5 separate regions of the Homo sapiens genome follow, and regions 1, 2, 4 and 5 are each linked to region 3. The links are chromatin loops, found by intact Hi-C in ENCODE. Cell type or tissue: PC-3. All regions are shown on one strand. Region 1 overlaps PAK5 (p21 (RAC1) activated kinase 5). Region 2 has its middle 29 kb from the start of LAMP5. Region 3 overlaps PLCB4 (phospholipase C beta 4). Region 4 overlaps PLCB4 (phospholipase C beta 4). Region 5 overlaps PAK5 (p21 (RAC1) activated kinase 5).

Region 1 (5,000 bases), 200 kb after region 3:
AAAATTAACTAAAATTTGATATAAAAGATCTTTTGCTGATTTATGTTTTAAAAATGAAAGTCTATATTTCATATTCTCTACTAACTTCCTCCTCCCATACCTTCTAATTACAGAGGGGAAAAGAGTAACGTTGGAGTTGAAAAGCCTGGCAGACACCATGTTCGACTGAGTGATCAGAGTGAGCGCCGCCAGCCATGAAACACACTGAATCTGGAACAATGGTGCAGCCCACTATGGCTTCTCTGATAGTCCTGCCAAAGGTGCATCACCTGAACCTGACTATGAGAAAGTGTCAGCCAAAGGAAAATGGAGGGACATTCTGTAAAACAACTGGCCTGTGCTCTTCAGAAGTGCCAAGGCCAATATAAAGAAAGGCTGAGGAACTGTTCTGGAATCAATAAGACTAAAAAGAGATATGACAAAATATGCAACATGTGACTTTCAATTGGATCTTCATTATTAGGGCAACTGGAGAACCTTCTTGGGACCTGATAAATAAGTGGCAGTAAGGTCTCAGTGTTAATGTCTTAATGTTGATGGTGGCATGTGGCTGTGTAGAAAACGCAGGCATGGCGGCTCACACCTGTAATCCCAGCACTTTGGGAGGCCAAGGTGGGAGGATCACTTGGGCCCAGGAATTAAAGACCAGACTAGGGAGACCCTGTATCTACAAAAAATATTTTAAAAAATTAGCCAGGCATGGTAGGTAGCATGTGCCTGCAGTCCCAGCTACTCCGGAGGCTAAGGTGGGAGGATTACTTGAGCGTGGGAGGTTGAGGCTACAGTGAGATATGATCTTCATGCCACTGCCCTCCAGCCTGGGCAATGCAACAAGACTCTGTCTAAAAAAAAAGAAAAGAAAAAAGAAAAGGAGAAAAAGAAAATGATGCTTCTTTTTGGTACTATTAGTCGATTTAGACTGCTTTAACAGAATGTCACAGACTGAGTGGCTTTTAAACAATAGAAATCTATTTCTCACAGTTCTGGAGGCTGGGAATTCCAAGATCAAGGTGCTAGCAGGAACAGTGTCTGGTGAGGGCACACTTCCTGGTTCACAGACAGCCATCTTCTCACTATAACCTCACACAAGGGAGCTGTATGGGGTCTCTTTGACAGGGACTCTAATACCATTCATAAGGGCTCTGCCCTTATTGACCTAATCAATCACCTGCCAAAGGCCCCACCTCCAAATATCACCACACTGAGGGTAAGGATTTCAACATACAAATTTTGGAGGGATACAAGTATTCATTCTATAGCAGGTAGGTAACACACTATGGTATTTGGAATGACAGAATGTCAGGTTGGCAACTTAATAGATTCAGGACATAAAGTTCTTTATATGGTACTTGTAACTTTTCTGTAAATTTGAGATTATTTGAAATAATGAAAAGTTAGGAAGTTTCTATGAATGCCTTAGCCAAGAGGACTCCAGCGCTTGGAGGACAGCCAGTCAGTCCAAAACTTGAGGTGGAAGCATTCCTTCCTGGTGTGGATTTGAACTGGCAAGTAATCCTCCATTGTCTCTAGGTAAGACATGGTGTTCAGACATCCATGATCTCAAGTGATGTCTTTTAATTTGACTTTCAATCTTGTTTTCAAAATCAGAGGAAAAATATTTTAAATATCAAATATCTTCTCTGCATGAGCAGACAGGGTATTTTTAAGAGAAAAATGTGTGTGCAATGTGCACATATTCTGAAATTAAAAGCAAGTTAATAGGGGGATTCTAAAATGAATTAATTTATAGGAAGCTGCTGAAACACTATTTGAATCATTTAGATTAAATGTGCTTTACTAGACAGATCCACTTCTACTGTGTTCTATTATCAGCAGTAGATTGGCCCTGACAGCCCTAATAAATTAAACTGTCCAGCTGCTGCTCCTTCATCTATCTGATGCAGCTGGTGATGGCAACAAGAATAAAAGAAGAGAAAAGGAAAACCTTAGAAATGAAGGATCTTCAACATGATGAAGAATAAAGCAACGTATCTGCAGATTTCGTGAATTAGTGATGCCTCTTCACCAAGTTGTACTTATTGTCGGGAACATATGAATTCAACCCCCTGGTGGAAGGGCTCAGGATGAGAGAACCGCTTCTCTTTGCAGTCAGACACCTGGGCTTTGTGTAACAAGGCATTGGCAACCACATGATGCTGGGTGGGAAGGGGAAAGCACTTTACACAGCCTCTCTAGTAATGAAGACAGACTTGCCTTTGCCTCCCCAGGCCCAGTTCAGTGGCTGTAATTTGCAAGCTGATGAGTTGGCTTTCAGGTAGAGTCACAGCCAAGAGAATGAGTCAAATGAAGACATCACCTGCAGTTGCAACCCCGTTTGTCCTGCCCTAAGCAACTGAGCTAGTGCCACCACTTTCCAGATTGATGAAAATCAAAGTATCACAGTTTAACCTCGCATAGGTGCCCACATATCCAGGTCGAGGGCAAAACATAAGTGTGAAAACACTGACAATTTCCAGGCAAAGACACTCAAGGGGACAGAGCAGGCCGAGATGCAAACTCTTCCTTTCCTTCTGCAAGGCCTGCGTTTATGGTGGGGGTCACATGGAGCAAATGAGTCCACCAAAGGCACAGTCCTGGAGTTCTGCTGCCAACCCTCAGCCACCAGTGGTCAAAGCCATCAGAGGCAGGAACATGAGGGTGTTTTTGCATTTGGGCACTGGCCATACTATCCTGGAAGATTTTACACCAGCAACACAAAACATTAAAAATGACTATAAATTTTGACAAATTTTCAATTTTAGGAATTTGGAAACTTTGGCCTGTATATTAGTCGGTGGAACTTTAGCATAGACATTATGTCTTCCTGTTTAAAATTCAAATGGATCCTCAAAAATGGTTCCAAATGGAGTGGAAAGAAATCCAGACAGGACAGATGGATATGTAACACTCTAAATCCATTCTATGGAAGGTCTGTAATCAGCCTGTGACGGTAGAAGTAAGTGCCAAATGGTACTTTTCCTTTGAGGTAACCAAGTGTAGTAGCTTTTGTTTTGTTTTGTTTTAAATAAGACACAGCCTTTGTTTTCTAAGAACAACACACAAAGGAATTAAAAACGACTCAAGCCTGCCCCCTGGTGTGAAGATAGATAAAAGCAACCGCAAGGTCTTAAAGTCATCTTCCTGAAAGTATCTTGGTGAGAGCTGAAATCACACCGCCATACGCAAAGCCGAATGTATATAATTGGCTAATAAACTTCACAGTTATTTTTATATTGAATGTCTTCAGAATTGGTATAGCCACTATGGAAGGCATCAAAGAAATGGAAGAATTAGCTTGCATCCTCCAGATAATCATTACTAAACACTTCCCTTGCATGCTGCCCCTAGGTAGAGCTTGAATGTGGCCTTGCACAGTAAGCCTGTACTGGCAGCTATCTCTGTTGTGTTTCTCTGGAATTCTAAAACAAAACTGCTGGGCATGGGGTTTTGATGTGGTTCCATCCCATGACTGTAGACCGATTCTGCATGGTGCAGTGTGCTTGCAGCATTATTACTTAAGATCATATATATTAATATATTTAGCCAAATAGCAAACAAGGGATGTACCTGATGCTTGAATTAACAAATAGGCAAATATAAGATGTCGGCATGTGCAAAAGATCCTAAGGCATTTCCTTTTTGGTCTTTGTAGCAGACTCTGTTGACAGGCTACATAGATGCGCTTGGATTTCTTTAACTGTTCTGGCGTGTCCCTCCCTCGGCATCTGTGTGCTTTGTTTCTAATGGTCTGTGCCCGTAATTTATTGCTGTCATTTGAATGTATGTGTCCCTCCACATTTCACAGGTTGGGAGTGAAATCCCAGTGTGAGGTGGGGCTGTCAGGAGGTGGCTATGTCATGAATGAGATTAGTGCCCTTATAAAAGGTTAAGGGAGCTAGGTGGGCCCATTTCCCCTCCATCTCTTCTGCCACGAGAGGACATGGCCTTTGCCCCTTTTGGCCTTTTTGTCCTTCAGTGCTCATTCAAATGGACATCTCGGAAGCAGACTGTGCCCTCACCAGACGCAAAACCTGCTAGCACCTTGATCCTAGACTTCCAGCCTCCAGAACTGCGAGAAATAAATTTTTATTGTTGGTAAATTTTCCATTCCCTGTATTTTGTTACAGCAGCAGGAAAGGACCAAGATATTCATCTCCAATGGACTGTTCTTGGCCTATTGGAATCCCTTTGCCTGCATAGGCAGAGAAGTGGTAATGCCGGGGAGTAATATGCCACTCTGGAATAGGAATTATTTTAAGTGGAGGCAATTGAGAAAAAGTGGATTCAGAATGAACTCTCTACTCTCCTCCTATCTGCCCAAAAACAGAACATAAAGTCCTGTTGTGAAGGTGTCCCTGCCCCCACCCAAACTGCCATTCCAGGAAGGGGATAACGGCCTTATTATCAGAGAAGAGATGGTACTGAGAGAGTCTACACAAACACACCTTACTCACTAACCCTATCTTTTATATGTTTCCCCATGTGTTTACCTTCCCACAATTTGCCACCCCAATCATCAAAAGCTCTTTTCTTGTCACTTCTCTACAAAATTATCCATCTTTGTTAAGATGCCATATAAGCCCCAAGGTCTAGTCACCCCTTTGAGTTACTCACCACGGAGTTCTCCCGTGTATATGCAAGCTGCACGTGCTAATAAACTTCAGCCTGTCTGTTTGTTTTTATTGTTGTTCTTCACCTATCTTTCATAACTCTAATTTGCAGGGCCTCAGCTGAAGAACCCAGAAGACAGTGGAAAAAGTTTTTCCCTCCCTATATGGGAGTGTGAGAGCCCAACTCTGCCTCAAGAGAGAAGAAAGTCTAAGGAGTTACTTGTGCTCCAGAGCTCCCTGGGAATCAGACAGAGGTGGGAATTTACTTGAGACTGTCCATTACTCACTTTTGTCCCTTTCCTGCCTATTTCCTTCATGCAATTACTAGTTTTTCTTGGGAACACTTCCTCCATAAATTCTTTGTGCAGGAACTACCACTGTGATGTCTCT
Region 2 (5,000 bases), 78 kb after region 3:
CCATCTGTATAGACTCTTGGGCAGGAAATGCCTTTGAAAACTTAATGAAAACCTAAAAGAAGCTTTTTTGCAAAGTGTCTTTTCAGTTCCAAGAAAAATAATTTTTCTCAATACTTATTGTTAGCATACTTTTAAAACAGTGCAATGATCACAGTGGCCATCACGGATCTAACAGTGTGGATCCATCAACATTAAGAGATTATGGAGAGTGAAGAAGGAATACCCCTATTATTTTATTGCTGAGGTTATCTTAGGGACGCCTCGTTCAAAACTCTAGCTTCTCCTTCTTCATCACTTGTGCAAATCTAACAGAAGGCCACACATTTCTACAACTCTTCTTTGATGCTTGACGTTGAACGGAATCTCAAGCACATATTTTAATTGCATCTTTAATATCATAATAAATCTGGTGATACCTCTGGGATGAATATTTATGAGCCATCTTCTTTAATAATATTTTGTGGAAAACGTTCTGCTCCATAGGTTAGAATAATGAAAAAATATTAGGCGGGTGGGGGGAGTAGGGAGATGGTTAAAATAGCAGCATCATTGCTTTTACATTAAAAAATTGGTGTCTACACTGTACTTATCGTGATAAATGATGCTGTGCCTTTTCCACTCCTTTCCTCTCCTAGCATTACCTTCTTGGAAGTTCAGGGTAAGGGGCAATTTCTGAAGTACTTCATCCTGGAAATTTTTGAGTGTCCAGCACAATAAAATTAGGAAAAATTTCCAAGGAAGGCCAATTTAATATTGTATACCTAATCACTTGCATCAGGACTCAATAGCTTTAGATGAATCAGAATGTACCAAAAACAAAACAGACAGAAAAAGGATTTGACCATCTGTCATTTCGGAACTTTGATATCATATAATGTGAATGAGGAAATGTTATACTGATCCATCAAAATTGTTTACCCTTTTCAAGCAATTCATGGATTTTCTCAAAATTCACATGCAGCTTTTAACACTTCTATCTTTTGTTTTTCCTTAGACAAATCTTGGTATTTTGTTAGGGTGTGGTATTTGTTACAGCACAGCATATTGAACCCTACAGACTGTACCCCTGTATTATGAATTCACTTCTACTACATCAAGTAGCCATATAAATGGTTATATTAGACATTTCTTCAGCATTGAACTAACTTTATTTGTTCATGGATTAAATATTTATTGGAAAACCACTCTTAACCTCTCTACCCTTGTAACCCAGTTCCAACTCATTCTGCTCACCACACAACAGCCAGTAAGTAGAGAGACAAGGAGTTGGAACAAGGAAGGTGACTTTAGTTCAAAGAGCCAGAAAACTGAGAAGATGGTGGACTAGCGTCCTAAAGTACCATCTTTGGTCAGTACTCATTTCAGACTCTTTATGTTAAGGGTGGTGGGAAGAGGAGGAGTTGGGATCAAGAGGTGACTGACAACTGCAGACATTTGAGTGCCAACAAGGGTCTGAGGAGGTTGGAAACTTCTTTGTCTTTGTCTTTAGCCAAGTCACAATGTTCCTATAAATCTTTAACAAAACATAGTTGCTTACATACTCTCTCTTTAATCCCAGAGTACAAATACAAAATGGCTATTTTTGTATTTTATCTGTGTGCCCAAATTAGCCTAGCCTATGTGCAGGAACAGGAAAAGGCCCCTTAAACAAAAATGGGGTCAGTTATGTTCTTTTAGTGTTTCACTGTTACACACTTCCAACTTTTTCTCTTTTCTTTTTTTTTTTTTTGAGACAGAGTGACTCTGTCGCCCAGGCTGGAGTGCAGTGGCACTGTGTCGGCTCACTGCAACCTCCGTCTCCTGGGTTCAAGTGATCCTCCTGCCTCAACCTCCTGAGTAGCTAGGATTACAGGCACGCACCACCATGCCTGGCTAATTTTTGTATTTTTAGTGGAGATGGGGTTTCACCATGTTGACCAGGCTGGTCTCAAACTCCTGACCTCAGGCAATCTGCCTGCCTCGGCCTCCCAAAGTACTGGGATTACAGGCATGAGCCACCGTATCCAGCCCTTCAACTTGTTTTTTTACCAGTAATGCACTCTATTTTGAAAACTTATCAACAGTTTTAGCTTTAGGCGATATTCATAAGGTAGATGGGTGGCATTAATGGCCCCAATTTTTTATGCACAAAATTATTTAGAACAGTGTATAAAATTACCCTGAGGCTATGTGTATACAGTGTAATGACACATAAATATATTTTGTGTTTGGACTTGGATCCCATCCCCAAGATATCTTATTATGTATATGCAGATATTCCAAAATCTAAAAACAACCGAAATCTGAAACACTTCTGGTCCCAAGCATTTTGGATAAGGAACACTCAAGCTGTAGCAGCAAACTGGACACGAGTGGAGGCACATTTTTGTTTCTTCACTTTAAGTCTCTGACACTGCCGTGAGAGCACATGAGAAGGCTGGCCTGCTGGCGGGTATGCGCGACTTGCAGAGAGTGGAGTTATCTCGTTCATTTTACCAGCTGACAATAGATGTGTGAGCCTGCAGCTGAGATCAGCCATGCCTTTCCCAGAGCCGTGGGAACACCCAGCCAACCTATAACCATATGAGAAATAGGAAATGGATGTTGATTTGAGCCACTGAGTTTTGATATTTTTTGTTATGTGGCCATAACTAACTGATACAGCCAAGCTCTGGGAACAGGAAGATGATAAAACAGTCTCATTTCAAAGTCCCAGAGACTGCAGCTTTCAAAAGCCACTGGAATCACCTACAGGCACGGAACATGGTTTTCTCAGGGAGTGATTCCAGCTGCTAAGCCTCATGTTTGATGTCTCAGGTTTCTTTTTATTTGTAACCTTCTGAGTGTCTGCTGTTCACTTCCTCTAAGCTGGACTGCTGATGATTTCAACTAACTTTGTCATTTGACAAACACCTCCTCCTCCTCATCCTCCTCCCCCTCCTTCTTCTTCCTCCTCCTCCTACTCCTTCTTCTTCTTTCTTCTTTGACTTTCTCCCTCCCCCTCCCTGTCTTTTCATTTTTTTGGTTTGCTTCTAAACCTTCTCTCTTTTTCCTTTGGGCTCCCTGGTCACTCAAATGACCTCCTGCCACAGTCTTGGATGCTAATATTAAGTAGCTGCTTTCGGACTGGTCTGTTTGAGTTATGGGTCCTAAAATTGCAGATAAACGGGGAATTACTTTACCACATTACTTTGTCCAATTGCATAAAATATGGGACACAGATTTTTTAAATGCAATAGTCTAGCAATGGAAATATATGGTATTGAGTAGTTAGACTGATTTTAAAGCAAAATTCTTAAAAGAAAAATATAGGAGCATATATTAGGTATTAATAAGAGGAATGTATTTAAATATATTTCGAATAATTTAAAAGTATATTATGCTAAATAATATATGCTGAAATAAAATTCAGCAAAGTAAAAATATTTTCTAAGGCTTGGAAGTCTATTAAGCTAAACGTCTGCCAATCTTATGTCCCAGCAATTACACTCTAAGAGTAATGAGTGTAAGCCAGACATGGTGATACACACCTGCAGTCCAAGCTACTTGGGAGGCTGACAATATAATTCAAGGCTATGCCTCCTCTTTAATCCCAGAGTACAAAGTAGTGTTCTATGATCGCACCCAAGAATAGCTACCACACCCCAGCGTGCAATACGTAACGAGACCCCATCTTAAAAAAGAAGAAGAAAAAAGAAAAAAAGAAATGAGTGTATTGTGTATGTGTTCATCAAAAAGCATGTTCTTTATTCATAATAATAAAAAGCTAGAAACAAATCAGATGTGTACCAATAGGAGGATGCATTGATGAAATGTAGTATATTCACAGGGTAGAACACATGAAAGTACTTACCTTATGATTCCACATACATGAAGATCAAGGAAAGGCAATGCTAATCTTGAAGGAAGTCAGAGTAGTGGTCCTCTCTGAAAAAACCTTCCAGGATGATGGTGATGGTCTATGCAAGTGGTTCTCGAAGTGTGTATCAAGGATCCCTTGGCAAGCCATTGTGTCCCCCAAGAGACTGTCAGAGGGTCTGTGTAGTCCTCTTGTTTCCAAATCCGTCTCTGTGGGAGGCCAGATTTCTTCATATACTGCAGTGAAAATGACATATCACAACAGACCGAATGAAGAAAAAGACATTAGAACTCAGATGACTTCTGTAAAGCCATACGTTAAAGACATTTGCAACAATGTAAAACAATGCCACTCCTCCCACCAACTTTTAGAAAATACAGTTATGTTTCACAAAAAAGTTATTGTAATAGTACAATATTGGTTATATATTAACAAGTGACAGTTTTGTTATTTTTATTGAATTGAGAAATATTTTGAAATTCCTGTTTCAAATTTTTAACATAGTAATGCTTACAGATATAATTCACATAAACAAACTCTGAGTTTTTTAAAAATATTAAGAGTGTTAAGGAATCCCTGAGGCCAAAGATTTTGAGAACTGCTGGTCTATAACTTACGCTGCGTGGAGGTTACATGGGTGTTTATACAGGTAAACATTGATCAGGGAATCAGGGAATACACCTAAGATTTGTGTCTTCCATTGCATGTATAATTCTCAATTAAACCCATGTTTTAAAAATATAGCAATAGATATATGTTCATGGTATAAAGAGAATGGGGGGAATGAAATATAATTTAGTATACAAAAATACATATACACATTCAGAAGACCAATAGGGATGATGCCAAAATAACAAAGTTTACTTCTGAAGCCTGTTGCCTAGTGGAAACCATCGAAGAGGCATAATTACTCAGAAGAGTTTTGAGCATAAAATTAATTCAGCAGGCTTTGCTGCTCCACAAGGAAACTATTCTACTCCTCTCAAAAGCCTGTGCTGAGTGAGGGAGGCAGAGTTGGATGTGGAATAGACTCTCTTTATTCTTCCCTTCTAGCATTTTCCATGCCAACTCTCCAAGTCTGCAACAGAAAATGATTTGAAACAATACAAGAGTAACTTAAGAGAGAGCCTCTCACAAGGGACAGGAAATGACACACCCGAGA
Region 3 (5,000 bases):
TGATTAATTTTACACTGCATAACTTCTAAGAGTATTATTTGATGTTATTAGCTATTGGCCTTATTGTAGGAAAGGTAAAGTTACATTTTCACTTTCTTTCATCCTCTTCAAAGTTCTTCAAGTGATCACAGTGGTTTTATTTAGTAAGTATTTATGGTTTATCCTACAACAGTGAGGCTGACAGCCACAGGCAGAAGTTTGCCTAATAACTTCATTCTCATACTTCAGAGGTTCGGAAAATACTGCCTTGCTGCCTGTGGGGTCCTATCCTATTTGAAGTTGAGATCGTATCTTCTCACCCTCTAAATATTAAACTTGAAAGAATTATGAATAAATATGGTCGCAGGCCTGTCCCAAAATATTTGTGAGTACATTACTCTCTTGTTCTAGAATTTCATAATTCATAATTTGGGTCAACAGTATACAGATTGACATTTGGTCATTGTCATTTATTAGCTAAGTTATTTTAATTCTCAAGGCATCAATCTTCTCATGTGGTCAGTGGGTAGGACTCTAATCCTCACTACACATCACAGACAGTAATGAGACTGTGTGTGCAAGAACTCATCCTGGTGCTCAGCTCATAGCACTGGTGGTATTTATTATTATTAAACACACATGGAAGGAACGGACATGGCCGTTGTTTGGTGGGGGAGCAGGAGGACACATTAAGAAAATGATAAAAACAAAAACAAAACCAAATTACATTACTTGATTATTGTTTCAGGCTTTTATTGGTGAAATCAGTTTGATAATTTAGAATGCTCAGATTGTTAAGTGATCAGTTAAGACAAACAAATTGACCATTTTTTTTTTTTTTTGAGATGGAGTCTCACTCTGTTGCCCAGGCTGGAGTGCAGTGGCGTGATCTCCGCTCACTGAAAGCTCTGCCCCCCGGGTTCACTTCATTCGCCATTCTCCTGCCTCAGCCTCCCAGTAGCTGGGACTACAGGTGCCTGCCACCATGCCCAGTTAATTTTTTTGTATTTTTAATAGAGATGGGGTTTCACAGTGTTCACCAGGATGGTCTCGATCTCCTGACCTCATGATCCACCCGCCTCAGCCTCCCAAAGTGCTGGGATTACAGGCGTGAGCCACTGCGCCCAGCATCTGACCATTTTTTAACTCATGGATTACATCATCCAACTAAGGAATTTATCCAACTAGATTCACTTTATGCAGGAAATTTAGCTTTGCAAAGTTCTCAGCAAAAATATTGATCACTTTTGAAGGTATTTTTGTTGTTGGTTTTATTGTTGTTTTTTCTATCAATAAATAAACTAATTTGTTTTCTTTTTTCTGTATGCAAAGTAATGCAGTTTCAATATGTCCTATGCAGCAAGTTATTAGGTTACTTTTAAGATTAAGTGCTTTTTAAATACTATAAACCACGTATGTATGTTGCTTACATTCTAGAGTGCTACAGTGAAACATAGTCCCCAAAGAGGCAGCATCATTAGCACCTGGGAACTAGTTACAGCAATGACTGGCCTCACTGCAGACTCACTTCAACAGAAACTCTGAGTGTGGGGCCCAGGAATCTGTTCTAGTTTAAAAAGTCTTCCAGGTGATTCTGATGCACGCTAATGTTCGAGAGTCACTATTTTTGATGTTGTGCCTCAATTTGTAAAAATATGATGCTATATCTATTTCATAGCATTGCTGTGAGGTCCAATATAGTAATTTCTTTTTTTTTTTTTTTGAGATGGAGTCTTGCTCTGTTGCCTGGTCTGGAGTGCAGTGGCACAATCTCAGCTCACCTCAACCTCTGCCTCCTGGGTTCAAGCGATTCTCCTGCCTCAGCCTCCCAAGTAGCTGGAATTACAGGCTCACGCCACCACACCCAGCTAATTTTTGGCATTTTTAGTAGAGATGGGGTTTTGCCATGTTCGCCAAGTTTGTCTTGAACTCCTGGCCTCCCAAAGTGCTGGATTAAAGGCATGAGCCACCGTTCCCGGCCAGTAATTTCTTGAATAAAGTCCCTTAAAAATCTAAAAATGTCCTACAAATGTAAGATAAGCTTAATATTTTATGATTACCTCCTTTTGCATTATTCAGAGCTACAACAGACACTAACTTCTTAAAGTATCCTTTAGCATAATTGAGGAAGAAAAAGCCTTTACCTTTCAATTTGTGTGTGTGCAATTATCTTTATTAAGGAAATCTGCAGCACGTATCCGTGGGTCCTACTGAAGTCATCAACTTATATGTTTTCTTCCTTGTGCTTGTAGGGCCTGGTCACTGTAGAAGATGAGCAGGCGTGGATGGCATCTTATAAATATGTAGGTGCTACCACTAATATCCATCCATATTTGTCCACAATGATCAACTACGCCCAGCCTGTAAAGTTTCAAGGTTTCCATGTGGCAGAAGGTAACACCAAAGGTTAAATGCAGTCGCCTTTTTTGCTTGATTTTCTTTTATGGTGCTGATGAGCTTTTATCTAATTTGTTGCCATTTTTCTTTGTGGGCATGGGGGCTGTTCCACCTCACCTTATTTTTGTTTCACAGACCATAGAAGCCACCTTGGTATGTGGTGACATTACATTGTCATTCACGACTTCAACCACAAGGTGGCGATGAGAGACTATGGATTTGTTAGTGCTGGGCATGTAGCTTCTTCTGTTCCCAAGTGCATTCACAAGACTCCTTTTAATCAAAAGCTGGTTTTCAAAAAAACATAAGAAGTATTTAAAAACTTCATTTCTGGGCTAGAGAAGCCATCGTAATCATCATTATCATCAAAAATTCATATTTCGGTGGTGGCTGAAAAGACAGATGTCTCCATCCACAGGATGTCAATGAAAGTAGGAGCTACTGACATGATAATGTAGCATTAGCCTCCAAGGCCTCATGATTCAGGGTGTAATTGCATTTATTTATTGCTGTTTTTCGGTGAGGGTTTGATGGCAGAGTTCCTGAATCCATCTTTGCTTTTCTTTTACAGAACGCAATATTCATTATAACATGTCTTCTTTTAATGAATCAGTCGGTCTTGGCTACTTGAAGACACATGCAATTGAATTTGTCAAGTATCCTTATGTATCAAGTGGAATGAGTGGTTGACTCACGTTGGTTTGGCAAGAGCCTCTGAAATAGATAAATGGCTAATATCTCATTCTGGTGGTGGAGTTCATAAAATGATATGTGGGAAAGACCATGGCAGCTGTGACAATCTGCCCAAATGAAAATTGTTTTTATAATCCACACAGTGAACTGTGATCTTAAGCATCATTTGTAAATGTGAAATCTGCTCTGTGCTGTCTACTTGTTTGTCATTGTTGGCCTAGACCTTTGTTGTTTTAGCTCTTTGTTGTTTATTTTTCTCTGCTGTAGGACTCTTTTTTTCTGTTTTCCTTAATAAGTTACAGTTATAACAAACGGCAAATGAGTCGCATTTACCCCAAGGGAGGCCGAGTCGATTCCAGTAATTACATGCCTCAGATTTTCTGGAACGCTGGCTGCCAGATGGTTTCACTGAACTATCAAACCCCAGGTAGGAGCTGATGTCCAGTGACCCCAAATTCCATGAGAACACTTTGACAGGATGGTGCCAGCACTTCCCATCAGTTGGCTGTGGGCATTTTTTAAAGGAAGCAGACATATGGCAAAGCAATGTGTTATTGGATTTATATAATGGTGAGAAATAAAAAAAAAAAAACCAAAATAGAGCAAACAATGGTAGAAGATAATGTGTTGTGATTGGAATTTAATTCCTTTCATAAATGCCATGACTATTCCTGCTAACCATTATCCCATATTCCAAAATATTTCTCATTTTTCTTCCTTTTGGATCAAAGTTGTTATCTTTGTTTCCAGAGGCAGAATTAAGTGAAAAGAATTTGAGTATCTTTGTACAGTAACAGCGACTCATTTCTCCTTTGGCAAACACCCTGACCACTGTGAACATTCAGCAAATATGACTGATGCAGGGGCACTTCACTAAACAAATACAGAATATTTTGAAGTAAATGCCACTAAAATGGTATATAAGGAGTTACATATTTGAAGAGGTACTAATCTATAACTTGGTCCTCCAAAGTGTACTCAAAGTCAGGTTTCCAATATATAATGACTTTTTTTTTCTGGAAGGAAAAGAGTAAATTTTTATAATTGATAAACACATTTTTAAAATTTTTGAGGTTTGCTTAAGAGCCTAGGATCACAGTATCAAGACTAGAGGTAGCAAAATAGAAATAGAATAGATAGAAATATGCCACAAACCCTCTTCACTGTAGATGGTCAATTCTACAGCATGGTTCTTACAACTGGTAAAATAAAACAAAACCAGAAAGCTCTTTTTTCCTTCAACTCTTTGCTATTAAGAGAACTGCCCATGCTTCCCAATTTGAGGATTTTTTAAAATCTATTTTGTATTTTAAGAATCCCTGTCACTTCGTTCCCTGCTATGTGGATTGAGTGGAAGATCCTTTGACTTTCATTCCTTTGGCATGAGTGTGAGCTGACTGTGCTTCTCATGCCTTGAAGGAGCCTCCCCAGTGACCAGAAGCTCCTCCTACTGGAGTCACCATTCTGCATGGGGTCCCCACAGTGCTTGCTAGGTTAGACTGTGACGTGATAGCTACCAATACAATCCTGAGTGTTTCTAGCTGGGGCCCAGTAACAAGGCTCTGATGACTTCACTTACTTAAAAAAGCCCAACTTGTGTTCTCAGTTGTCAGTGAGTCCATAATATGGATTAAATGGCTAACCCAGCTTATGTTTTATTCTATAATATTAGGTTTAAACACAACATTTTGAAGAGGAAAAAATATCCATCAGTTTACCCATTTCTTTTGCGGATGGGAAGAAAGAAAAAATGTTATTCACTTGCAAGACAGAAGTCAAAAGCCATGTGCTGCCAGTGTAGACCCCACTAGAGTAATTCCCCCTGCCTCCCATCCTGGAAGCATGCCACCAAGTTTTATGCGATACTTACCTAGTTCATTTTCCAGTCTTTTAAATCAAGTTTCATATTCACCCTCCCGGGTATCTCCAGG
Region 4 (5,000 bases), 67 kb after region 3:
CAGGAAGAATACACATGGGGCTTTAATTACATCTGGAACTGTTTATTGCCTTTAAAAATGTGAGATAAACATGGCAAAACATTAAAAATATCAGTTAATCTGAGGGACACATACACAGATTTTTAAATATTCTTCTCTGGACATTATATGTTTGAAAATACTGCAATAACAATTAGAAAAATAAAGCAATAATTCCATCCAGAGAATTTGATGGAATATAGCTCTTTATTATTTGATATAATATTAATTTCATTCAATGTCATACCAACCGTTATTTGTGCCCATTGCTTTTAGGCGAGTCAGGGAGTTAAACAGCAGCAACACTAAAAAGTTTCTGGAAGAAAGAAAGAGAGTAAGTATTTTATTATATTTTTGGCATTCTTCCTTTAAAAAACTATAAACAATAACATGCTTAGCCACCAGATCTCTAGCTAATTTGTTTAATTTGATTTTTCTGTACATTAAACATTCCAGCTTCTCTGCTCCCTGAAAGCTAAAATAATGTCTCACTAAAATCTTTAAGGTAATGATTTGGCACCATTTTATACAGAAAATGAAGCCAGGTTTAGTCATGCGTAAGTCCTCTATTATTTTCTAAGATTTTAGCAGGAAAGATCTTCCCAGAAATAATTATGAGTTTAAACTCTCCAAATTTTGAGATGATTTTTTAAAAAATTATTATCTCTTTCACTTAAATTATAAAGTTACAAGTCATCTCTCATCCCTGTTTTAAGATTGTAACCCAAAGTTCAATCAGAATTTTTTTTTTTTTTTTTTTTGCAGCTTGCCATGAAGCAGTCCAAAGAAATGGATCAGTTGAAAAAAGTCCAGCTTGAACATCTAGAATTCCTAGAGAAACAGAATGAGCAGGTATTTTACCTAAAATACGTAAAAACATGCAGGCAGCTAGCCAGCTTTGGGATACACATGCCATGGCCCACAGTGACCAGTGGCTTGCATATTGTAATTGAAAGGTAGATAGAAGAATTTGTTGCCCATTACTATATTTTCTCCATTATATCCAAAAAGAAAAGAAAGTACCAGTTTTTGGAGCAGGAGCAGAATCTGGCTGTGCCAAAAAAAGAATATTTGGATAAATTATGGGGATTATGTGAATTCTAAGAATGAAATTACTAAAAGTGAGAGGATGAAAAAAAGAGATTACGAAGTATTTCTCCATTTTCATTTAGAGTTTTATAATTTGCAAACTATAGGCAAGGGATATGATGTTTAAAAGCAAATGAGAGAAACCACCTATTTTCAAACTCAATCTGAAAACGAAGTTTAAAAACCTCCCTGGGACTTACAGGTGGTATCTAAAGTCATGAGCCCCCATCACTCTACAAATCACTGAGCATGAGTGGATACCATAGTCTTGGTCTTTTTCCCTGCAAGACAAGACACTAAATAAAGAAATATACACAAATAAAGAGTTATCCAGGCCGGGCGCAGTGGGCTCATGCCTGTAATCCCAGCACTTTGAGAGGCCGAGGAGGGTGGATCAGGAGGTCAGGAGATCGAGACCATCCTGGCCAACATGGTGAAGCCCCGTCTCTACTAAAAATACAAAAATTAGCCGGGCCTGGTGGCATGCACCTGTAGTCCCAGCTACTCAGTTGGCTGAAGCAGGAAAATCACTTGAACCCAAGAGGCGGAGGTTGCAGTGAGCCGAGATCGCACCACTGCACTCCAGCCTGAGCGACAGAGTGACTCCATCTCAAAAAAAAAAAAAAAGGAGTTACCCAAACACCAACTGTTTAGTTAGGCCAATGGGCATATACCAGCACCAAGGTAAATGTATTTTTATCTGGTGCATAGTACAGGTGGGCACCTTTCCAAATGGGCTACAGCCCATCAGCCTTCTACAGTAACCTTTAATTAATGGAAATCCCTCTAGTTCCTATGGCAACAAGACCCTCAGTTATCATTTACATTTCAGACTCTCTCAGTTCAAATGTTATTCTTTAGGTGTAGTTGGTATAGAAGTTATTATTCCTAGGTAATTCAATTTAGAAACGGAGAGGTTTTGATGAAATATGTACTTGTGCCACATTATTCCTTCCTGTTTTCTCCCATCTATAAAACAATCCTATTTAAGGAATACTTTTTTCCAGAGTAAATGACTCCCCTTGAAGAATACTTAAGTAGGAATTATACTAAAAAGTACCTTTGAGAAAGTAAAAATAAAATAAAATAAAATAAAATAAAATCTTTTTTGTATGGCAATTGGGTAACAGATAAATCTGACTTCTAGTTTCAGATTCTTTACTTTTTGGTGGACAGAAATTTTATTCATCAACATACTTCCTAGTTATGTTTCCCATTTCCTTTTCAGCTAAGTGCTTCTATTCATAAGCAAGTCCACTCCAAGGGGACAATACATGGTTATTGTCCCACAGGTACAATTCATTTGACCAACTCATAAACACATCACATTCTGGTACAAGTTACCTAGCTTATGTTTTTGCTCTTAAAGCACTTCTCAGAAAGTGCTCCTGGGGGAAATATGGGAATATGAGTAAGGATAAAGTCACCATCTCCAAAGCTTTAGAAGCCACTTCAGTGATTCAACAATGGGTAGGGATAAGGATGCCTTGGAGAAGGTTTTTAAAAATTCTCCCTAGAGGAAGGGCACAGTGAAAGGTAAGGCACAGTTATGTGTTAGTTAACTAAATTAAGAAACTACTTGGAAATTAATTGTGTTGCTTAGCAACAAGTTTGACTAAAGAATGTAAATGTGCTCAGAATTACTCATCACTACAATAGTGGTGTATGCCAGAGCTAGAGAAAACAGTCATCTTGTGTCGCTAGCTTTGGAGCCGAAGTACATAATTTTTAAAAATCAGTTTGAGCTTTTATCCTAACACATGGCTAATTCAAGCCACACCAGAGTTCTTGCATTAAACTGCTAGATTAGTGATAGCTGTATTGATTAGATTGTATTGGGAGGGTGCTGGCTTTTTGTTGCAGAAATTCAAATATGTCTTTTAAGGTCTACCACCCACAACTGACACTTTGAGTCACAAAAGCTTGGGAAAGCATAGAACATGAAAAGGCTTGAGACCTGATAAAGATTTAATGAGATTCAAGGAAAAGACATTCAAGATATCATACTGATGCTTCTGGCAAGCAAAGAATTTGGACTTGAGTTTCTGTGTTAAGCTTTGCTTTAGAAATATGGCCTGTTCAATTGCAAATTCAATCCCAGATCTTTCTAGTATACATTTTTTGGCATTTAAGGGTGAGAAAGCTCTCAATTCACAGTTACTCTGTATGGTACAACACTGTCATGGGCACAGTGCAAAAGATACAGTGACTTCATTTCTTTCCTCATAAAAAGGCAAGGTCTGGAACTATATAGTATAACTGCCTTCATAACCAGGTAAACATTTCATCAGCAAGAACAGTTCTTTGTCTCCAGACAATGCAAACTTCTACAACAATCTTCTAAATAATTGTTAAATCCCAAGACATTTTTTCTAAGCCAGAGATAAATGTAAACATTCTCCCATAGTATTTCCCTCAAAGGTTTCTTTCTGTTCTCCTGTGACCCTACTCCTAATCGGTGTCCCAAATCTCCCCTTCCAAAGCAAGGCCTGGAATGGATTCAGTCCATTAGCTAAACCAGTGTTGGGGGCACTGGCAGAAACAAACCAGGCGTCAGTATGTTTTGGTCCTGATTCTGGATCCTCACCTTCTAGGTTATTTGTAAGCCACTTTATGTCCTTGCCTACTTGGTCAGCCAACTATTCACTTAACACTCTGAAGGTTGGGGATGTTTTTCCTACTTGAGTTTTTTCATAGACTTCCCAGCTACACAGTATATCTCATCTGTCTTGACATGTACCATTTCAAACATTAACGACTCCATTACTGTCACACACTCGAGTCTCAAAAATTGATTTTTATCATCAATCCTATCATTTAATAAAGAGAGGTAAAAGGTTTTGCTTAAAGGCCAGGTTCTCCACTTACTGCCACAGAAGAGAGGCACAGTCTGGGAATGACAGGCGTTGGTTGTTTGTTTCGTTTCTTTTTTTTCTGTTGAGATCAACTAGGGGAAAGTTTGTCACTGAGGGGTGTGTACATGTTTTATCCTTAGCTTTTTGCTTTTCTGTATATGGTTTTGCATTCATTTTTCAAATTCACTTCAATATTCATTTATTTTCTTCGTTTTGTATGTATGACTCAATTTTGACATTACTATTTTTGTACAAACAGCTTTTGAAATCCTGTCATGCAGTGTCCCAAACGCAAGGTAGGACCGAAACTCTGATAAGCAAGACGTTGCTTTCCTTCTCGACTACGTCCGTATTCTCTGTGCAGTCTCCATTTATGAGTCACATCTGGTCATAACTAATATCTGAAGGGTTTGGATTTAAAAGCTTGACTATTCCATGCTTGGATTTCTGATGTCATATTCATGCCAAAATGCCCTAAGTCTTTAGAGAATTACTTCTGAGGGTATTTGAACCTGTATTTTCTATTGCAGATTTAGGAAACAGATCATGGTAATAAAGACATAACCAGAACAGTGATGTGCAGCTGTCATTTGGACTGACCAGAGCTAAGACAGGGTCACAGAGTCAGGTCACTCACAAATGTTAATATGACTCCAATTAATTTTTAAAGCGCTCGCTGAAAGTTGGTTGGTGGTTTTTAATGATGGAGCTGTGCTGTGCATGTAGAAACCTTACACGATGACTCTTGTCATGCTCTCTGCTAAGTCCCATCTGCCAAAGACCCTAATCACTCCTCATAAGTAAGGTGGTCATATAATTTATTGTCCATACCAGGATAGTTTTGAGAGTGAAAGGCAGCTCTGTTTATAATATCTAGGACTACAGGCATAAACTGGAATTGCCTCAGACAAATGAGAATGAATGGTCACCCAACTCATATAAGAACTTAGCTGTTGGAATAGTCTTGTAATGTCCTATGATTCTTCCTTCTACACCGTGGTCAATACTTTCTTCAGAAGCTAAAGGGGGACAAGCACA
Region 5 (5,000 bases), 180 kb after region 3:
AGTACTATTAGTAACTTTAGATACAAAATACATATTTCTTGAATTTAAACAGATGTATCTCAAATTAATTACAATTGTTACATAAATATTCCTTCTGAGATCTAAAAAGCGGAATACTTTCAAATTAACAATCAGCATTCTATAGTTATTCTTCTTAAAAACGTAATGTATGAGTCAGAAAAATTAACCAAGTTAGACTTTCAAGATTTAAATGGAAAGATAGGTATAGAAAAGAAAAGTTGATAGAAATACAGTAAAATTTTGATAGTGGCTGTCATCTCAGGGTGGGAAGACTAGGGGTGATTTATATTTCAGTCCAGTGCTTCTCAAACTTTAAAGTGCACACAAATCACCCAAGTATCTTGTTAAAGGGAGACTGTGATTCAGTAGGTCTGGGTGGGGCCTGGGATGCTAGAGTTCCAAAAAGCTCTCAGGTGATGAGGATGATGGTCGGAGGGTTACACTGTGTATACAATGGGGTTAATGCATTTTCTAGATCTTCTACAATCAGGGTTACCTTTATAACAAAAAAGTTAGACTGAGGTATGCTTTTCTGTATAAGAAGAGTCAGCATTATATGTATATACATACATATATATAAGTTGTATTAAATATGCATTTTATTAACTATCTATAATATAGTGTTAAATGTACTATATGTATTGTATTCTATATATACATACATAGCGCTAAGTACGTTTACACTATATATACACATTGGGAATTACATGTTCATTTTCTCATTCCCTTTGAAGATGAAACATTTCTCCAGCTTAACCAAAACGATGACTTCCATTTATTTCACCATTTTGGTACACCTGCTTCTTTAGCACCATGCTCTTACTATAAGGCTAGAAGCCTTAGAGTTATTGATGAACAAAATCCGAACACTACAAAAGATATGATGTGGTTACAAACATTTAGAAAGAAGAAATTTTAATCACCCAATAGTAAAAAAATGAAAGAAAAATCTAAAAGCCAACCAACCAACCAAACAAAAGGGCAAAGAAACTAAGGCATGTCCTAAGACAGTCTTTTCTTGGATTTCATTTCCATGGTTAGCATTTGAAAATGTTTGTTGATGGTATAAATGTATCACACTTTAAATAAAGCACACACTCTTCCGTTTCAATGAAAACTATTAGCTCAGTGTTAATAAGCAGGGGGTTGCAAAATGTAAATGTTTGTTAAAAACAAATTAGTGCCCCACCCAAAAAAGTATAAGAAAAGAAGACCTGTTAAATCAGAACCAAGGCAGTATTTGTTTTGCTGATACAGGTTTCACTTTATAGAATCATAAGTGGCAAAGCAGTAATAATGAAAATCCAAACATGCAGAGTTTTCCAACACGGTTTAACCAGGCTTCCAAACAGAAGAACCACTAATTATTATTGTCCGTCTCTGGTGTTCATTAAAGCAAAATTGTGCACTTTTATAGAGATCAATAATACAATAACTGCAAGAGGATTGGTGGATTTTATGCCATGGAACCTCCAGGCATTAAAAATCAATGCAACCCAATCTATTTGAGTTTGAAGCCATGGTGCTCATTGTCTTTCCATTGTACCCTGGACCAGCTCAGCATCTATTCAGGCTCCCAGTGACAGTGGCCATATTTCATAGTGCTCCTTCCATGGGCTGTTGGCTGGTGATAAGCTATAATGGATCTGTCTGTGAAAACAGCTGTCTCCCCTTGTTCCCCGAAAAGAGATGAAAAAGTGCCTCTGCCCTCACAGACTGTATTAACCTTGACAATAATGAAGTGTGTAATTAACAGCTTTGCCCTAATAGGACCTCACATCTCTTTTTCAAAAGCAGTATCTTCTGTGTGCCTCAAACGTGTTTCATTTTGTCTTTCAGGTAAATATAGCTCAGGAGGTTAATAAGCTAAATATTTCCACAACTGAAGTATAAACAAAGATTCTCTCAGAACTTATGTACTTTTAAACTGTCTATCTAAATTCTTACCCTGTTGGTAAAGAACTGTCTTCCTTGTTTTTATTAAGGCAGGTAGCTGGAAACATCAGGTAACATAGTCACAACAAACAGATTTGATCTACTTAGATCCTTATAGGAAGAAACGGTAACTCTTGTTTGGATTTTGTAATATCATTAGATATTTTCAATAAATATTTTCACTCGCTATTACCAATAGATATTTTATCTATTTTCTTTCAGTTCTCTACATATACCTTTTATTTGGTAACAACAGTGGTTGGGGCTAATTGGGTGAACATTTGAGCATTGCATATCCCTGGAAAACAAGATAATTCAGGCAACATATTTCAGAGTGGAGGTAGTGGTAAGGGATTCTAACCAGAAAATCCCTCTTTAACAAATTATGTAATAATCTTAATCACATGGAATCCAAAAAGCCAATTTCTGTTTTTTTGTTTGTTTGTTTTGAGATGGAGTTTCACCTTTGTTGCCCAGGCTGGAGTGCAATGGTGTGATCTCTGTTCACTGCAACCTCTGCCTCCCGGGTTCAAGCGATTCTCATGCCTCAGCCTCCCAAGTAGCTGGGATTACAGATATGCACCACCATGACCAGTTAGTTTTGTATTTTTAGTGGAGATGGGGTTTCACCATGTTGGCTAGGCTGGTCTCAGCAAACTTAGGTTACTCATAAAGGTAAGGCATCTGTCTCTTTCTATTCTAAGACTTAAAAACATTTCATCTTTAAAAATCAAGATGCTTTAATATATTACAAATTTTTTTTTTTGAAGACAAGGTCTTGCTCTGTCTTCCAGGCTGGAGTATAGTGGTGCAATCATAGCTCACTATAGCTTCAAACTCCTGGGCTCAAGTTATTCTGGGTAGCTAGGAATACAGGCATGTGCCAAAATGCCTGGCTAATTAAAAAAAAAATGTAGAGAGGAGGTCTCATTATGTTGCCCAGGGTGGTCTCAAACTCCTGGCCTCAAGTGATCTCATGCAACAGCCTCCTGAAGTGCTGGGATTACAGGTATGAGCCACCAGGACTGGCCAAGAATTGTTTTTAATGTGCTACTAGGAAATGTAAAATTAAATACGTGGCTTGCATTTTACTTGTATTGAGCAGAACTGATCTAGAGCAGAAGTCAGGAAGCCATGTGACTCATGGGCCAAATCTGGCCCTCTGCCTGTTTTTGTAAATATTTACATATGGTGAGAGTATGGCTGGATTTGTGCACCACAATGGTAGGGTTGAGTTGCAAGAGAGACTATATGGCCTGCAAGGTGTAAAATACTTACTCTCAGGCCCTTCACAGAAAAAGTTTGCTGAACCCTGATCTAGATACACAGGTCTCATCTTTGGAGGGAAAACTCTGCTAGTATTTGATTCATGGGCTGTGCCAAAAAAAAAAAAAAAAGAAATAAGCCTCCCCAAAAGCTGAATGTGGTTTCTTAGAGGGAGGGAGTCATATGGCACCACAGGCATCACTTCGTTTACTGTCTGCAGTTCTGTCACAGAGGAGGACATGAAACACAGTTCTCCCCACTCCTGAAGAAATGCAGTTTGTTGGCCAAGTCAATTGACTAGAATAAGCAACCCAAATAAACAACCCAACACTGTTCGCAAATGAGCTTTTCTGGAACAGCAATTCGAGAAGCAGACTGGCCAAGTTCTTGCTGGGTGGTAAGGTCACCTTAGGCAACAGTAGGTGTTGTGGGCATAAACAAGAATCCATCATTTCCTCCCTCATGCCCTGTCCTCCATATGATCTGAACTTTAAAGAATTTGTGAACTGACGAATAAAATGACTGCCATCAGTCCGTAAATTGGTTTAATAAGAGTTTCTAGTCACTACCATGGATTAAACACTTGCTGTGTGCCAAGATGATTAGAAGTATTTTTCCAATATATAATAATCATAATATGACTCCAAGGTATGGCATTATTACCCCTTTATAAGAAGGAAGAAAGTGAGGCTCAGAGAGGCCAAGGAATTTTCCCAGTGTCACTCAGCTAGCAGGTGGGAGGTTTGAAAGCAAGGCTCACACCTACCTGTTACAAATGCTGCCTCTCTATAGAATATGAAAACCACAACACCCTGTCAGCACCCTCAACTTCAACTCTCAGGAGTAGAAAGGATAGTCAAAACCCAGAAAGACAAGCTCCAAACCCTTTGAGATACAATGAAAGAAATGTAAGCATATTCTGTGGGGGGCAGAATATAAAATATTTCCAGAAACAAAGCTTTTTAAAGAAAGGATGTTCAAAACTCAGAATTTATGGAAATTGGGGAAAAATAAGTTGACTGGTCTTTGAAATAATTAGCCTTTAAAGCAACTTGAAAATTCTTTCTCTATAACAAAGGAAATGTTACATTGCATTTACTCAAGATTCTGACATTTAAAAATGTAATAACTAATAAAACATGTAGTCTACATATCAATTGCAACTACCTCCCCAAATCAACCAACTGATTAAATTATGCTCTAAATATTGCTAATATGCAATGCTAAGGGCCACAATGTATTGCATTCTCTTATAGTACAAGGCATATTTATTTTAAATTTAGCCAAGAAAAATTTACCTTTGCATGTCCTAAATTTAAATTTCTGTTGTTGTTGTTGTTTTACCTGACATTTCAAACAATCTTTACAAATGTGGAAATTATCTCTTGGAGGCATAATAAATGTTAAGAAACTTGTTAATCTGGAAATAAAACCAGTAGGCAGTCAAATAACATTTTAAACTATAAAGTTGGTATTGTAACTATGCACTGTAATTCATATTTCAGAAATTGACTGTTCTTAGATGCCAAGAAAAGAGTATGCCTTATGCAAAAAATAGAAGAGAAAAGTTGCAATCCAAGTCTTCCATATGTCTCAAAAGTTTGAAACTTCTAACCCCATTAAATATTAAGGTCATCACGGACATAAAGATGGAGAGAATAGACTCTAAGAACTCTAAAAGCAGGGATGGGAGATGGTGGATAAGGAATGAGGGTTGAAAAATTACCTGTTGGGTACAATGTTCAATATTTCAGTGATAGGTACACTAGAAGCAGAAC

The links. Hi-C counts contacts between places; a loop is a spot of excess contacts. Peaks named below come from ENCODE experiments on the same cell type or tissue, not always from the same donor. Only the 100,000 strongest peaks of a DNase experiment are listed, where the experiment ranks them.
Region 1: a loop joins it to region 3, with 19 times the contacts of the local background. A loop is called at or near these places in 103 of 110 quality-filtered maps.
Region 2: it touches region 3 in a loop (5-fold over the local background); 3 of 110 quality-filtered maps call a loop at or near these places.
Region 4: a loop joins it to region 3, with 2.4 times the contacts of the local background. A loop is called at or near these places in 6 of 110 quality-filtered maps.
Region 5: a loop joins it to region 3, with 4 times the contacts of the local background. A loop is called at or near these places in 34 of 110 quality-filtered maps.

What each region holds. Positions count from the first base shown.
Region 1 is chr20:9,606,984-9,611,983 of GRCh38, forward strand. All of the region lies in intron 3 of PAK5 (p21 (RAC1) activated kinase 5), which reads right to left. LOC105372523 (a long non-coding RNA gene) reads left to right here. Exons shown (of 3, transcript XR_937250.3): 3 at 114-191. Among named protein-coding and RNA genes, the nearest start is that of LAMP5-AS1, 94 kb to the left of the region's middle. In PC-3, CTCF peaks have their summits at 2,084 (motif pointing left) and 3,087 (motif pointing left); a DNase peak (open chromatin) is centred at 3,098.
Region 2 is chr20:9,483,340-9,488,339 of GRCh38, forward strand. No RefSeq gene overlaps it. Among named protein-coding and RNA genes, the nearest start is that of LAMP5, 29 kb to the right of the region's middle. In PC-3, no CTCF peak of the experiment used is centred here; a DNase peak (open chromatin) is centred at 2,802; H3K27ac peaks cover 569 bases.
Region 3 is chr20:9,405,686-9,410,685 of GRCh38, forward strand. PLCB4 (phospholipase C beta 4) reads left to right here. Exons shown (of 40, transcript NM_001377142.1): 22 at 2,232-2,373; 23 at 2,948-3,032; 24 at 3,372-3,496. Among named protein-coding and RNA genes, the nearest start is that of LAMP5, 110 kb to the right of the region's middle. In PC-3, CTCF peaks have their summits at 2,574 (motif pointing right) and 2,774; DNase peaks (open chromatin) are centred at 2,586, 3,056, 3,906 and 4,476; H3K4me3 peaks cover 643 bases; H3K27ac peaks cover 2,205 bases.
Region 4 is chr20:9,472,496-9,477,495 of GRCh38, forward strand. It overlaps PLCB4 (phospholipase C beta 4), which reads left to right. Exons shown (of 40, transcript NM_001377142.1): 37 at 295-352; 38 at 784-870; 39 at 4,222-4,258. Among named protein-coding and RNA genes, the nearest start is that of LAMP5, 40 kb to the right of the region's middle. In PC-3, no CTCF peak of the experiment used is centred here; a DNase peak (open chromatin) is centred at 2,516.
Region 5 is chr20:9,587,283-9,592,282 of GRCh38, forward strand. All of the region lies in intron 3 of PAK5 (p21 (RAC1) activated kinase 5), which reads right to left. The region is part of intron 2 of LOC105372523 (a long non-coding RNA gene); the gene reads left to right. Among named protein-coding and RNA genes, the nearest start is that of LAMP5-AS1, 75 kb to the left of the region's middle. In PC-3, no CTCF peak of the experiment used is centred here; a DNase peak (open chromatin) is centred at 3,119; H3K27ac peaks cover 1,358 bases.